Linked DNA regions of Homo sapiens: region 2 is linked to region 1. Evidence: chromatin contacts called from ENCODE Hi-C data. All regions are on one chromosome and are shown on one strand. The core of a region is the stretch at or near the end of the contact, and the rest is flanking DNA. Distances in the headings are between cores, read along the strand shown. Region 1 holds the start of DBNL (drebrin like). Region 2 holds the start of MYO1G (myosin IG).

The links. A loop is a pair of places that touch in the nucleus more often than their neighbours do. Pooled maps may share reads with other maps.
Region 2: a loop to region 1 is called in a map of naive thymus-derived CD4-positive, alpha-beta T cell, with 9 times the contacts of the local background. The contact joins the promoter of MYO1G here to the promoter of DBNL in region 1. A Hi-C loop is called at or near these places in 1 of 168 maps with a recorded cell type or tissue (naive thymus-derived CD4-positive, alpha-beta T cell), 1 of 37 single-sample maps with no recorded cell type and 7 of 50 pooled maps.

What each region holds. Positions count from the first base shown.
Region 1 is chr7:44,042,176-44,049,470 of GRCh38, reverse strand. It overlaps DBNL (drebrin like), which reads right to left and starts at 4,769. Exons shown (of 13, transcript NM_001014436.3): 1 at 4,651-4,769. The coding sequence starts at 4,733. LINC00957 (long intergenic non-protein coding RNA 957) reads right to left here. Exons shown (of 3, transcript NR_072982.1): 3 at 5,175-5,218. RefSeq lists an enhancer at 4,071-4,571 and a silencer at 4,510-4,729.
Region 2 is chr7:44,975,615-44,982,909 of GRCh38, reverse strand. MYO1G (myosin IG) reads left to right here and starts at 3,895. Exons shown (of 22, transcript NM_033054.3): 1 at 3,895-4,043; 2 at 5,839-6,047; 3 at 6,253-6,346; 4 at 7,261-7,295. The coding sequence starts at 3,949. RefSeq lists enhancers at 2,156-2,285, 3,513-3,562, 3,593-3,662 and a silencer at 3,863-3,952.

The DNA.
Region 1 (7,295 bases), core at 3,520-6,019:
AGAACTTTGGGCTGGGCGCAGTGGCTCACGCCTGTAATCCCAGCACTCTGGGAGGCCGAGGCGGGCAGATGTGGATCACGAGGTCAGGAGATCGAGACCATTCTGGCTAACACGGTGAAATCCCATCTCTACTAAAAATACAAAAAATCAGCTGGGCGTGGCAGCAGGCACCTGTAGTCCCAGCTACTCAGGAGGTTGAGGCAGGAGAATGGCATGAACCCGGGAGGCGGGGCTTGCAGTGAGCCAAGATCGCGCCACTGCACTCCAGCCTGGGCAACAGAGTGAGACTCCATCTCAAAAAAAAGAACAGAACTCTGGGCCAGGTGGGTGGCTCGTGTCTGTAATCCCAGGACTTTGGGAGGCTGAGGCAGGAGGGTCGCTTGAGCCCAGGAGTTTGAGACCAGCCTGGGCAACATGGTGGGACCCTGTCTCTACCAAAAATACAAAAATCAGCCAGGCGTGGTGGCATATGCCCGTAGTCCCAACTACTCGGGAGGCTGAGGTGGGAGGATTGCTTAAGCCTGGGAGGTCGAGGCTACAGTGAGCCATGATGATGCCATTGTACTCCAGCCCAAACAACAGAGTGAAACCCCAACTCTTAAAAACAAAAACAAAAACAAAACTCTGGTAAAGATTCATTCTGGCTTGCTAATAGCATGAACCTTGCAGCAACTGAACATCCCCAGCAGGGCTGCTGGACATGGGCTGGAGGCACTGACCCACTGGACTATAAGTCAAAGGCAAAACCCAGTCCAGTGTGTGTCATCTCCCCAGGCTCTAAAGCACAGGCCTGCTGAGGCAGGCCAGACAGAAGCTCCAGGGATAAACAGTCGGACAGGAACCAAATCAGCTTCAACTTGGCTTCCCCAGGGCTTTGCCAGTGCCACTGGGCAGAGATACTTATGCCTCAGAAAAATGGAAGAAATTAGACCCAGGCCCAGTGGATCTGGTTGGTAGGGAGGAGACAGGCCTCCGGGAAAAGGCACTCCTTACCAGGAGGGGAGACAGAATACAGGAGAGAAACACTGAATGAGAAACACTCAGAGAAAAGGAACTAGAGAAAAGAACACAGAAAAACAAGAGAAAGATTTGGGAGGTGGCACACTGCCAGCATGAGCTGGGGGGAACTCCCTGGAGGAAAGAAGCCCATTCCTCTTGATGGCCACAAAGCCCTGGCTCCCAGAAGATAGCAAGCTGGCACAAGCAGCAGGTAACAGAAGATGGCAGCTCAACCCAGCTCTTGCAAGAAGGGACTCAACCAGCTGCGATGGCTCATGCCGGTAATCCCAGCACTTTGGGAGGCCAAGGCGGGTGGATCACCTGAGGTTAGGAGTTTGAGACCAGCCTGGCCAACATGGGAAACCCCGTCTCTACTAAAAATACAAAATTAGCTGGGTGTGGTGGTGGGTGCCTGTAATCCCAGCTACTTGGGACGCTGAGGCAGGAAAATCACTTGAACCTGGGAGGCAGAGGTTGCAGTGAGCCAAGATCGTGCCACTTCACTCCAGCCTGGGCGACAGAGCAAGACTCTTGTCTCAAAAAAAAAAAAAAAAAAAAAAAGGGACTCAGCAGCTAATATAATAAGAGCCAAGCTCAATGCCTGCCACCTATCCCTCTGACTTGATCCCTCTCTACCCCAGGCCACCTTTAAGAATGTTCCCAGCGCAGAGGCTCATTCCCAGTTCAGAGGCCTTTTGAAAGAAGGGCGAAGGAAGTTTCAAATCAACATGAAAAAACATGGTGCACTGGCCTCTGAACAGCAAGGCATATGGAGTGTCAAGCATCTTATAATTCAATAGTGCCTTTGAAAATAAGTACTGAGAGCCTACTGCTTATTAGTTACAGGAATGCAGCTATGAACAATCCCTAAAAGGTCCTGCCCATGGAACTTACTTTCTAACGGAAGAAAAAACACACACCTAACACTAACGTACTATTAGAGAGTGAAGCAGGTGCTGAAGGTGACACATGAACCAGGTGAGAACAAACCATGCCAAGATACGGAGTAAGCAGGGGCGGGAGACAGATCCAAGATGGAGAGCTGATGTCATGGTTGCTCCCCACTCTATCTGCCCTCCCCAATGCCAGCACTGTGTGTGTGAAACCTCTTATGACCCACCAAACTAGAGACCACCTCTTCTTCCTCTGATATCTCTACCACTTTTTCTGTATGACTTGGTCCATCCTTCATCTAAGCATCTGCCACATGTAACAACCGTGCCTCAAGCACCGAGGACAGAGACAGAGCCCACCCCACCCCTTCTAGTAAGAGATAAAGGTGACAAGAAAATCCATAAGGATTTCCAGCATATTTTGTGTCTGGCATGTGTCTGAAGGAAGTCAAACAGAAAGATGGGAAAAAGTGCCTACAAACAAGGAGCTAGGAATCAAGGAAGGCCTCTCTGAGAAGGCAACCTCGGGGCCAAGAAGTGAAGGCTGGGGAGCCACCTGGGACGATGTGGAAAAAGTGTGCTCCATGCAGAGGAAGCAGCAGAGCAAGGACTCTGAAGAGGAACCAGCTTGTAAGTTTGAGGAAGAGAAAGACGGCCAGAGTGGTGACAAACAGGTGTGGCCACAGTGTGGTAAATGAAAGGGGTGGTAGGTTCTGGGTCATGCAGGGCATCAGCAGGGCAAGGAGTCTAGGCTTTATTCAACATGCAACAGGAAGCCACTGTAGAGTTACAGACACGGAAGTGACATGGTCCAGATATTTTTCCGCAGTGTGCAGGAATCTGCCACATAGTATCTGCTGAGTAACTACCTTAATGGCTGTGACGATGAGGGTGGAGGTCAGTGGGTTATGCTGCTGAGTGACACAACCTGTAGTGCTGCAGGAGCCTGGAGGTAGGGAGGGAGCATAGCATGGCTGTCTGGGCAGATGAGTCCAGTGAGATGGGTGGGTTCTGACTTCATGAGGGGAAAGAGGAGGCTCCACAACCCTCATGAGGGACAGAGAGTAGATGGGGTGGGTAAGCACCGGGCCAGGAGTGGTAGCAGACAGCTCTCGTAAGCAGCCCAAGGAAAGGCTAGGAACATAGGAGGTCTGAAGAGGGAAGCCCAAACTGCCAGGTGGGCTGGGAGGCATCATCCCAAACCAGTGATGGTTCCTGAGAAGACTGATGATGAAGAGAGACCTGGAAGGGAGATAGATGAGGAGTGCCAGGAAGCTCCTAGGTAAGTCTGCCAGGGTAAACAGAGTGATCAAGAGCATGTTAAGAAGCAAAATCTTTAATTTGGCAGGGCTGAAGAGGGGCAAAGATTCTTCTGGGTTCTAAAGCCAAGTGGTATGATGTGGACATGAAAATGGGGCACTCATTGCAGAGATACTTTTGACTGGGTTTGAAGTAACAGGAGAGGTCTAAGAGAAACACGAACAGGAATAGGAGAGAGGCAAAACAGAGGGCTGACATCTAGAAACTCTCCTGAGAAAAATAACACTGACTGACGTGGGTAAATCTGAGGGATTATAAAGCAGGCAGAAAACCCCACCAAGGAAATGACGAGATATCCTTCTTTAGATGCCTCCAAAACAGAAGATGTGCTGTTTGGCATAAGTGCCATCCAGGGCACTCAGACCTGACAGGAGAGTCTACAGAGACCCCATAGAACCAAGCAACTGGTGTTCTAAAGCTCTTCCCCTAATGGCCCAGGGCTGAGGAAAAAGCAAAGCCATAACATCCTCAGGGTCACAATAGTACACTGCATAAAAGCCGCTCTGTGCTGGGCACTACGGAGAGCAGAGGAGATGAGAAAGCACTTACACAAGTGGAGATGGCCCCCACACAAGGGGAAGACAGTTGGGAGGGCCTCAGTGCTGACCACAGTGTGGCCCCACCACGACTCAGACTCCAAGGCCCAGTTTCTATTCCCCAAAGTTGGTCACCTTAGCCCACCATACTCAGCATATTTCTCAGAACTGGGATTTCTCAAAACTGGTCAGTAAAAACAATTTAAGCAAAGAGGAAAGTGAGGATATCTTGGGTGGTAGAGGGAAAATGGGACCTTTTCCCAAATAGATAGCGAGCATCCTACTTTCGTACATCTTCCCATGGCTCAGGCACAAGAAAGAGTACACTTTTTGGAGAAACGAAAGTTCTGAAGTCCACGTTCACAGACAGCCAAGAACCCAGATCCCTGAGCTCCTCGTCTGAAGCCCCCAGGGCAGGGCTCACATTCACAGCCCGGCTGCCAGGCCGCTCTCAAATGCCCATCCCCGAACACAGCGTTTGCAAAAAAACCGGGCGTGGCTTCCGCCTTCTCAGAGAGGGCTGTGCAGGAACCCCTTCTCCAGGGAAGTCCCAGGACTGGAAAGAAGAACCTGGCGAAGCTAGCAAGCACGACCAGGCCGAGGATCCAACATGGAAGCCCGCGAAGCCCACAGTGGGTGGCGAGCGACAGGGGGAGGGGCGGGGACTCACTGGGTCCCCCCAAGCCGGGTTTAACCTGTCCACGATCGGCGGGGCAAGGGGTCACGAGGGTGAGACAGCACTCCTGCTGCGGTGTGGAGGGGCAGACAGGTAAGCCCCAGGCCACCTGCCTGGGCACCGCTCCGCGCTCGCGCTCCCGCTCCCCCCGAGTCCCCCGCTCGCCCCAGACAGACCCACCCCTGAGGCAGCCCCTGGCCCGACCCTGGCCCGTCTCGCCGCCCACCAGTCGGTCGGGGACTTCTCGGTGACCACCCGCACGTAGGCCTCTTGCAGCGCTGGCCCGTTCCGGCTCAGGTTCGCCGCCATGGCCCGCCCCGCAGTCTCCGCGCCGCTGCTGTAGCTTCCGGGCCGGGCCGGGCCGCCCCTTTGACAGCCGACAAGCCTCGCCTCCGACAACCGGAAACCCCGCCCCACGGCAGGAAGCGGAAATGGTAGGGGCCAGCCGCACCCGCGGGTCCTAGCGAGCTGTCCGGCCAGCTGGTCTAGCATGCAGGTCCCGCGAATGCCGAAGGACAAGCGGGAGAAGGGAGGACCCGGCCTTCTGTTTGTCCTCAGGGAGGGATCCTGGGGCGCAGACTAGCCCGTCTTCTGGTCCCACCCAAACGGCAGCTCGACTTGGAAGCCTGGCCGCAGGGACCCAGTCCAGCCCCCGCTAGCTGCTCTCACAGCACCGTGCTTATTCTTTTCTAAATCTTGTTATGTCGATGCGCTTATTTGAACGATCTTGGGTTCACTGCAGTCTCCCTCCAGACGAGGTCTTCAGCCTGTTTGTGGACCCTCAACAGTTTGATCTGTGAAAGAAACATGCATAAATGTATGAATACACGAATAAATGAGTGCTAAGTGACGATCACACCGCTACAAACCTAACTGAAAGTGACTGTGCTTTCTCACTCTCACCTGAGTTTTTCCCTCTGCAGTTTGGTCGAGGCCAGGATAGTGGAGGCATGAAGAGAACCTGTCTTGTGCTTCACCTGCACATCTGGCTGGTCGCCCCTAGAAGGTGTCAGTAATTCCTCAATCTGCTCCCCTCCTCCTGGGAGCACCAGTTTTTCCATCCACAAATCTGCATACACTTGACTGAACTAGCTTCTTATCTGTATGATAGAGAAACATGCCAAAGCGCAAGGCAGCTCACGGCTTATTTCCTCCCATGGAGAATAACTCCCCTGCCTCCTTAAAATATAAATCCTGCCGGGCACGGTGGCTCACGCCTGTAATCCCAGCACTTTGGGAGGCCGAGGTGGACGAATCAAGGGGTCACGAGATCGACACCATCCTGGCTAATACGATGAAACCCCGTCTCTACTAAAACAAAAAATTAGCCAGGCGTGGCGGCGTGCGCCTGTAGTCCCAGCTACTCGGGAGGCTGAGGCAGGAGAATGGCGTGAACCAGGGAGGCAGAGCTTGCACTGAGCCGACATAGCGCCACTGCACTCCAGCCTGGGCTACAGGGCGGGACTCTGTCTCAAAAAAAGTATAGTATATATATACATATATACACACACATAGTATATATATGTGTATATATATACACACACACATAGTGTATATGTATATATACTATGTGTGTATATATGTATACATATATGTATATATATGCATATGTATAGGTATACATATATGTATATATGCATAGGTATAGGTATACATATATGTATATATATGCATAGATATAGGTATACATATATGTATATATATGCATAGGTATAGGTATACATATATGTATATATATGCATAGGTATAGGTATACATATATATGTATATATATGCATAGGTATAGGTATACATATATGTATATATATGCATAGGTATAGGTATACATATATGTATATATATGCATAGGTATAGGTATACATATATGTATATATATGCATAGGTATAGGTATACATATATGTATATATGCATATGTATATATGCATATGTATATATGTGCATATGTATATGTATATGTGCATATGTATATATGCATATGTATATGTATATATGCATATGTATATATATGCATATGTATATGTATACATATATTATATATGCATATGTATATGTATATATGCACATGTATATATATACACATATGTATATATATGCATATGTGTATATATATACATATAGTATATATATGTATATATCCACAATCCCTTAAGTCCAGATGTGCTTTGGAATTCAATCTAAGATTTCAGAAAAGTTATACCATGTATGTCCTGGGTAAGCCCTTATCACAGGATCTGGACAGGAACTGGTAATCAGACATGTTCATGCTTTTGCTGTGATATGTGTGAATAATCAGCTAAGTGTGTGATATGTGTGAATAATCAGCTAAGTGGAATATAAGACGACTCTAAATATCCTCATGACAATTAAGGTCAGTTTTTGCTACCAAATGAACTACCAAAATCTTAAGGTGTTTGAGTCTGGATGGTGCAGATAAGGGCTTGTGAACCTAATTTGGACAAAAACATGGTTCATTTGTTATGCCCATTTTTCTTTCTGTTCACATGATTGTTGCTTGTTGTCTTGTTTGTTTTGTGCTGCTATAACAAAGTACCACAGACTATGTAATTTACATAGAACAGAAATTTATTTTCTCACAGTTCTGGAGGCTGGGAAGTCCAAGGTCATGGCACTAGTATCTGATGAGGGGCTTCTTGCTGCATCATAACATGGTGAAAGGCAAAGAGGATGAGAGAAAGACAAAAAGGGGCCAGACTCATTCTTTTTTTTTTTTTTTTTTTTGAGATGGAATCTCACTCTGTAGCCAGGCTGGAGTGCAGTGACCACGAACTCGGCTCACTGAAACCTCTGCCTCCCAAGTTCAAGTAATTCTCCTGCCTCAGCCTCCTGAGTAGCTGGGACTACAGGCACGT
Region 2 (7,295 bases), core at 2,646-5,145, 930 kb before region 1:
AATGCTCATGCTTGTAGATAGCCACTTGGAACTCTGATCATCTTATGTGCATGTGCCACCAGTTTCAACTGACAGTGGCAAGCTGTGGTGAGAGTTCACAAGCCAAGGCCAACTGGCTGAGTTCTACAGTGAGGTGATGGTGCACAAAGGCACTGTCATCAGGAGCTTTACCTTCCAGGAGCATTTGATGGTTGGCTCGATAAGACATTCTGTCTCATCAGATAGTCTTAGGTATTCACCTAAGCATTCAAACAAGTTACAGAAGTAATACCCTTAATATGTGTGATGTGCCCCATGTTGGTATTGGGGATGTTGTCAAGGAATGTTGCAGCAGGCCAGGCCAAGCCCTGACAAATAGAGCCATTAAAGTACCAGTGACTTTTTTTTTTTTTTTGAGATGGAGTCTCTGTCATCCAGGCTGGAGTGCAGTGGCATGATCTCAGCTCACTGCAACGTCTGCCTCCCGGATGAAGTGATTTTCCTGCCTCAGCCTCCCAAGTAGCTAGGATTACAGGCGCCCACCACCATGCCCAGCTAATTTTGTATTTTTAGTAGAGACGGGGTTTCACCATCTTGGCCAGGCTGGTCTTGGAACTCCTGACCTCATGATACACCCACCTCAGCCTCCCAAAGTGCTAGGATTACAGGCGTGAGCCACCAGGCCCAGCATTTTTTTTTTTTTTTTTGAGACGAAGTCTTGCTCTGTCGCCCAGGCTAGAGTGCGGTGGCATGATAGCTCACCATAACCTCCACCTCCCGAGTTCAAGCGATTCTCCTGTCCCAGCCTCTTAAGTAGCTGGGATTACAGGCATATGCCACCATGCCTTAATTTTTGTATTTTTAGTAGACGTGGGGTTTTACCATGTTGGTCAGGCTGGTCTCGAACTCCCTGACCTCAGGTGATCCACCTGTCTCAGTCTCCCAAAGTGCTGGGATTATAGACGTGAGCCACCACACCCAGCCTCCAGTGACTTACATCCAATTTACTACTGACAGTGAATGGAAAAGCACCCAAAGGGGCCTGCAACAGGAGGCACAGCATCTCCCCTTGTTGAGGAGCCAATTCTAGACTGCAGCTGAGCAGATTGTCTAGTCTGCAGCTATACCATGGGGGGAGTGGGGTACGAACCGGAAGTCTCACATCCCTGCTTAGAAAAAAAATCCCAGGAGACAGTAACTCCTGATAGCCTCCCAGAAGGATGGAGCGGGGAATGGAGCTGGCCTTGTGGCAGCGCCTCCTAGGCCTCCACTCTCAGTTCCAGGAGGCTCAGTTGAGCTGTGTGGCCTGTGGCCTATGAGAGTATACCCCTAGGTAGAGCCATTCCCCTACAATTAGCCCAATGGTATCACCTCAGATGAGGTAAAAAAAAAAAATTTTTAATAGAAATACTAAGTTATGGTACAGTTGTGTAGAGCCGAAAAAGCAACTCCCCTGAAAGGGGACATTTTTCTGGGGCTGGGGATTTGCTGCAAGGTCAGCACCAACAGAGCAAGCCTGGGATTTGAAGGTTGCAACGAGGAGGGTGAGGGCAAGGGACCTGCAGGTGCAGCCGTAGGAGCCCTGGTGGAGGCAGGCATTGTGAAACTGATCCAGATGAGATAATGAGAGGGAAACTCACTGGGGCCAGGATGGTTTCCTCAGCCCCTGCCAGGCTTGAGTTGGTGGTGGCCCCTCCTTGCTGTCCTTCCATTAGGAGCCTCTGCCTTTGTTCATCTACCTGTTCTACCAGTCATACCCTGTAAGGAGCATGCCCTGGGGAAGCTGCAGATAGAGCTACCATTTGTCCTCCCTTCTGAGGACCAGGCCGTGACTCTGACTGACCGACTTTTCCCTGGGATTTGAGTAGGACCCACTGAATTCAGTGCTATAAGGGCCCAGAGGTCTGTTGACCCAGGAGGGAACTTCCTTTGTAGTGATGTCATCTCAGCCTCGGTTTTAATATATGTAAAATGAAAATAACAGTAACTCCTACATGTGTCATGAGAATCAAATGAGGCAATGCATGGCAAATTTGTGCAAACTACCAAGGAAGGACGCCCAGGGTCCCAGCAACCAGCAGCAGCTAAAGCAAGGGCGGGCAAACTCCTCCCACCAGCCAAATCTCTGAGCTAAGAGTGGTCTTGACATTTTTAAGTGGTTAGTGGTGGGGGAAATACCCAAAATAGTATGATTACGTGACAGATGAAAAGTTTGCGAAGTTCAGATTTCGGTGTCCTTAACGTTTTACTGGAATACAGCCATCTTGGTTCCACTGGTTGGCTTGACTCCCTGGGGGTTGGGGAAGTGAAACTTGAAAAGACAGATGAGCTGGCAAGAGTCTGGGTGAGAATTCCCAGACTTGAGTGTAGGTTTGGGAAACCCTTCAAAAGCACCAGCCCAAGAGCCTGGGGGTGGGGAGGAGGCCACACTTGTCAGAGTTCCGAAGGACTGACTTTGAATTTGCCCAAGAGGAGCCCCAGGTCTGGCCCAGGGTGGAGCCAGAGGCTGCCCACTTACAAATTTGGGGATTTTTCAGGCCAGTGGCCCCTTATTGCAGTGGTGCGTGACTCAGTTTTATTAGGTACTTGAATAAGTACTTTCAGTTTTATCAGGAATGCATTTGCTTTAAGGTATTCGAGAGAAAAAAATAAACTTAACTTGCCTATCCATTACTTCAAAGTTTAAAAAATGGGATGACTGAAAGACAATAGTTAAACTAGTGCTTATGAGTACAACAAATCTCAAAGGCAGCACATGAATGACTGAAGTTTGGGAATTCTGGAGTCTGCCCTTTGACCTCCCTGTATGAGGGAAGGGGTGAAAGAGAAATGTCACCAGTCTATTTGTAGGATGAGAGAGAACTGCATCCATTTGACCTTTGATGAGAGAATCGCCCCAGTGTTCCTAGAGGATGGGTGTGACCTGCCCCAGTCTGTCCTGGGATGAAAAAGAACTTTTTCCAGTCTGCCTGGAAGCTAAGAGAACTGCACCCCTCCCACTTCTTCCAGGAGCACTAAGTGTCAGGAATGCAGTGTCTGGAGATTTTGGCCACTCCCTAAATGCAGCCGCTCCCCAAATGCGCTGCCTCATCTTCAAAGTGCAGGGACAGCAGCTCTGAGATGAGGCCACAGGGCTCCAGGCATGTTCCTGGTCCTCACTGCAGTTTATGGGGGATCGGCTGGACACAAGTACAAGGCAGAGGACAGTTAGGGGCACAGGGGTCCCACTGAAGGCCAGCCCCATGCAGAGGATGCTCTGGGGTCCTCTGTCCCTCCCCCGTGGCTGGGGTGGGGAATTGCAGTGCTAGGACCACTGGCCCTTGGCAGGTCACACAAGAAGCTTTGCTCGTCTACACCCCAGTGTGGCCTTCACACTGCAAAGAAGGCTGTTGCCCCCACCCCAAAGGCCTGGGCATTAGGATCCTTTTTCATTTTTGTATTAATGTACAATGTACATACAGTATATTGCATCTAGTGTTCAGTTCTGACTTGAGAGACACACACAGCCAGGTAACCAAGATCACGTCAAAAAATCTTTCTTTAAAGTCCCACAAGTGACTCTAACGTGCTGCCAGGGTTGGAAGCCAACCCACGGAGTCTTGTCTCCTGCTTGTGGGTGGAGGGGAGCTTCCGAAGGAGGCCAGCGAAGAACCCTCCAAAGCGGGGAGGACCCAGCATCCGGCCCCTCGCCCCTGGCGTGCAAACGGGTCAGACCGTTAGGCACAGCCTCCTTGTGGGGCGCAGGGACAGGAAGCAGGGTTTAGAGCACCTCGAGGGGGAAGGAGTGGCAAGTGCGGAGGGCAGCCCCTCCCAGGACTAGAACCCACTTCCTACTTTACACCAGCACTGGAGGAGGCTGGTGGGGCAGGGCGGGGGCGGTGGGGCCTCCCCTAGCCTTCCCTCCCCCTCTCCTTCACTGTCCTTCCAGCAGGCACAGGAAGGTGAGGCAAGGTGTTTCCAGCCGGCAGGATGGAGGACGAGGAAGGCCCTGAGTATGGCAAACCTGACTTTGTGCTTTTGGACCAAGTGACCATGGAGGACTTCATGAGGAACCTGCAGCTCAGGTAGGCCCAGGGCAGGAGGCAGTGGCTCCCCTCCTCCAGGGTCTCCCACCTTGCGTCCTCGCAGAGACCTGAGGGAAAGAGGAAGGCACGCTGCTGTCCAAGGGAGGGGGCAGTGGCACACACCCACCCAGACCAGATGGGGCTGAAATGAGTGCCTCAAAGCACGGCCCCAGGGGACAGGAACAGACAAGGAGGCAACTGTCCCTGTCAGGGCTGGCAAGTCAGCACCGGAGCTGCCCACCACCTCAACCCACCCCTGCCTCCCACACAGTCCAGGCATCTTCTGCCCCTTCTTTCCTGCCCGACGGGGCCAGGGCATGACACTTCTTGGACAGATACATACCAGGCACTATCTTTCCAGGAGGGACCAGGGGCACCTCCCTCCAGCCACTTCCCAGCCAGTTGTTGATGCTCCCTCGATGCATCTCATCCATGGGGCCTGGCCTGAGCCCTGGGGACACTGAGATGAAGCAGTCAGGCTCCACCCTAGGGTCCAAACATTCCCACCAAGTTGAGGTGACATTCTCCTGGGGTACATGGAGTATCACAGGACACAGTTGGTAGAAGTGATATTGGAGCCCAATTTACCATCAAGGAGGGCAGGTGGAGGGCAGGGAGAAGCCCGGGAGGTAGGGGCATGGCACAGTAGGGTGGCCATACAGGCAGCTGGGCTTCCTGCCAGGACTCCCAGGGAGGGGCAGAAGGCCACTCGCTGTGTACTCCGGAAGCTCCCTGGGGAGAGCTTGGGGACCAGGATCCCCACTAAGCACCGAAGGCAAGAGACCACGAGCCTGGCTCAAAGAGGAGGGCTAGCCAGGACGTGAGCTAAGCACTTTGTGCACATTGTTCTACCTCATTCTTATAAAATGAGCTTATGAAACATTGTCCTCTCTATTTTGATGAGGAGAACACTGAGCCCTGGAGACGTGGGTGACTTGTGCCCTCATCCCCAGCTTGTAGGAGGATGGGAGCTAGGCCCAGGAAAACCCATGTCAGAGGTGGTGGAGAAAGAGGAACCTCAGGACAGGCCCACCCAGGACAGGCTGCCGGGAGACAGGGCCATCCAGGGAAGGGTGGGTACCACACACCAAGGGGAGATGGGTCTGAGGGGCAGGCCTGCCAGTCCTCCTCCCAGGGGCAGAAAGGTCAAGAGAAGGGCAGACATCCACCCCCACTGGGGACCAGGTTTGTGAAGGAAAGGGTCAAGAAGTCTGAGGCTGTGCCAGGGGAGAGGCAGCAGCCACTGGCCACAGGCTGGGGGGTCGGGGGTGTAAAGACAACGACATCAACTCCCTCCCTGTCATCTGGGTGGGGCTGGGTGGGGTCCCCTTTTGTCTCTGGGTTCCCGCCCAGGCCTTGAGACAGGAAACAGCCGAGGAGGCCCCTCCTTCCCCTCCCAGCCCAGTCACTTCTCAACCCCATCTCCCCATCTGCCCTGCGGGGTTCACCCCAGGAGCCAGCCCTGACTCACGGCACCCAGTGCAGTCTTGGGCAAGTCTGTTTCCTTTGCAAAATGAGTGGTCATGTTTCCAGTGACCTTGGGATCCCTGGGGAGACCACTGTGGACCCCAAACTCTATGCCGCAATGGAGACAGTCTCTGAGTGGCTCAGCTCACCCAGGATGGCACCAGGGAGACGCAAGGTCAACACCTGCCCCCTTCTTCCTTCTCCACTCTCAGCCCGTCAGGGTGGGAGCGCTGGCCTACTGGGGCCAGGCCCTGATATGGGCTCTGGCGAAAGGCCTGTGGGTGCCTGTAAGCCTGTGAGTGCTGAGGCCTACCCCTGCTGTGTCCAGGTTCGAGAAGGGCCGCATCTACACCTACATCGGTGAGGTGCTGGTGTCCGTGAACCCCTACCAGGAGCTGCCCCTGTATGGGCCTGAGGCCATCGCCAGGTACCAGGGCCGTGAGCTCTATGAGCGGCCACCCCATCTCTATGCTGTGGCCAACGCCGCCTACAAGGCAATGAAGCACCGGTCCAGGGACACCTGCATCGTCATCTCAGGTACCTGTCCCTGCCGCCGGGCCCCCACCCTCGGCATCTTCATTTGTGAACATTTGGGAGGGCCATTAGAGCATCTCCTGTGCCCTGTGTCCTGATGGGGGCCCTAGGACCCCATCTTGCCAGTCTTGGGGGTGTGAGTGGGCACAGGGAGCTGGGCTAAGAGAGCGAACCTGGCTGATTCTCTCAACTCTGGTCTTTCCGGCAGGGGAGAGTGGGGCAGGGAAGACAGAAGCCAGTAAGCACATCATGCAGTACATCGCTGCTGTCACCAATCCAAGCCAGAGGGCTGAGGTGGAGAGGTGAGTGGCAATGGGCAGCTCTGGGCCTCAGCATGGCAGGCCAGGGACCTCAGTGTGGCAGGAAGGGCTGGCTCTGGGGAGTGAGAGACGGCAACTGGAGTCTAGCTCAGGTCAAGTTCAGTGGGAACTTGGGAAGTTTCCAGATAATGCCAACACACCCGGAGGTGAGACAGGGTGACCCATGCCAAGGACCTCTCCTTGGGTGGGTGAGACCTAGCCAAGGTACTGGGCCTACCAGCTGGGAGGAGGCAGCAGCCACAGGTAGGATGAGGAGAAGTGCAGCAGGGCCCAGAGATGCTTGAAATGGCTCATGGACAGGGCAGCAGGCAGATTCCATGGAAACCTGGAGAAGCTGGCAGGCCCTGGCCAAGATGGCCAAGCATGCCAGGTGGCTGTGTGGGTGATGGCCAGGAGCCTTGAAACCAGGAAACCTGTCCCTTATGGAAGCAGCTTCCTCTGTCAGTGCCTGTCTCTTCCTATCAAGAGGCAGCGAGATGGGATTCAGGGGGGACAAGCAATGTCAGTTCCTGAGCACATATGGCCAGCACCACTGCCCACCCCTGCAGCTGGAGGTCTAAAGCCCAGTGGTCAGAACAGCCCCTCCTCCCCAGGCTGCAGCTGAGGCCTGGGAGGGGAAGAGGTGGCTGTGAGAAACAAGGACCTCAATGCTACACAGACCATGCTGAGCACAGCCAGCCCGGCAAGTGCATTTCCCAGCCTCTCAGAGGTGAAGTGACCGTCACACAACCTCAGAGGCAACACTGGGCGAGGCCAGGCCATTGGTTCCCTCTCAGCAAGTTCAGAGGAACTCATCCTGAGATGCTGTGATTTCTGTTGGGAAGACTCAGGGGCAGAGACAGCATTCCCCAGATGGGAAGTCTTTGCCTTAAGACCCAGCCCCTCTGCCCTGACAGGGTCAAGGACGTGCTGCTCAAGTCCACCTGTGTGC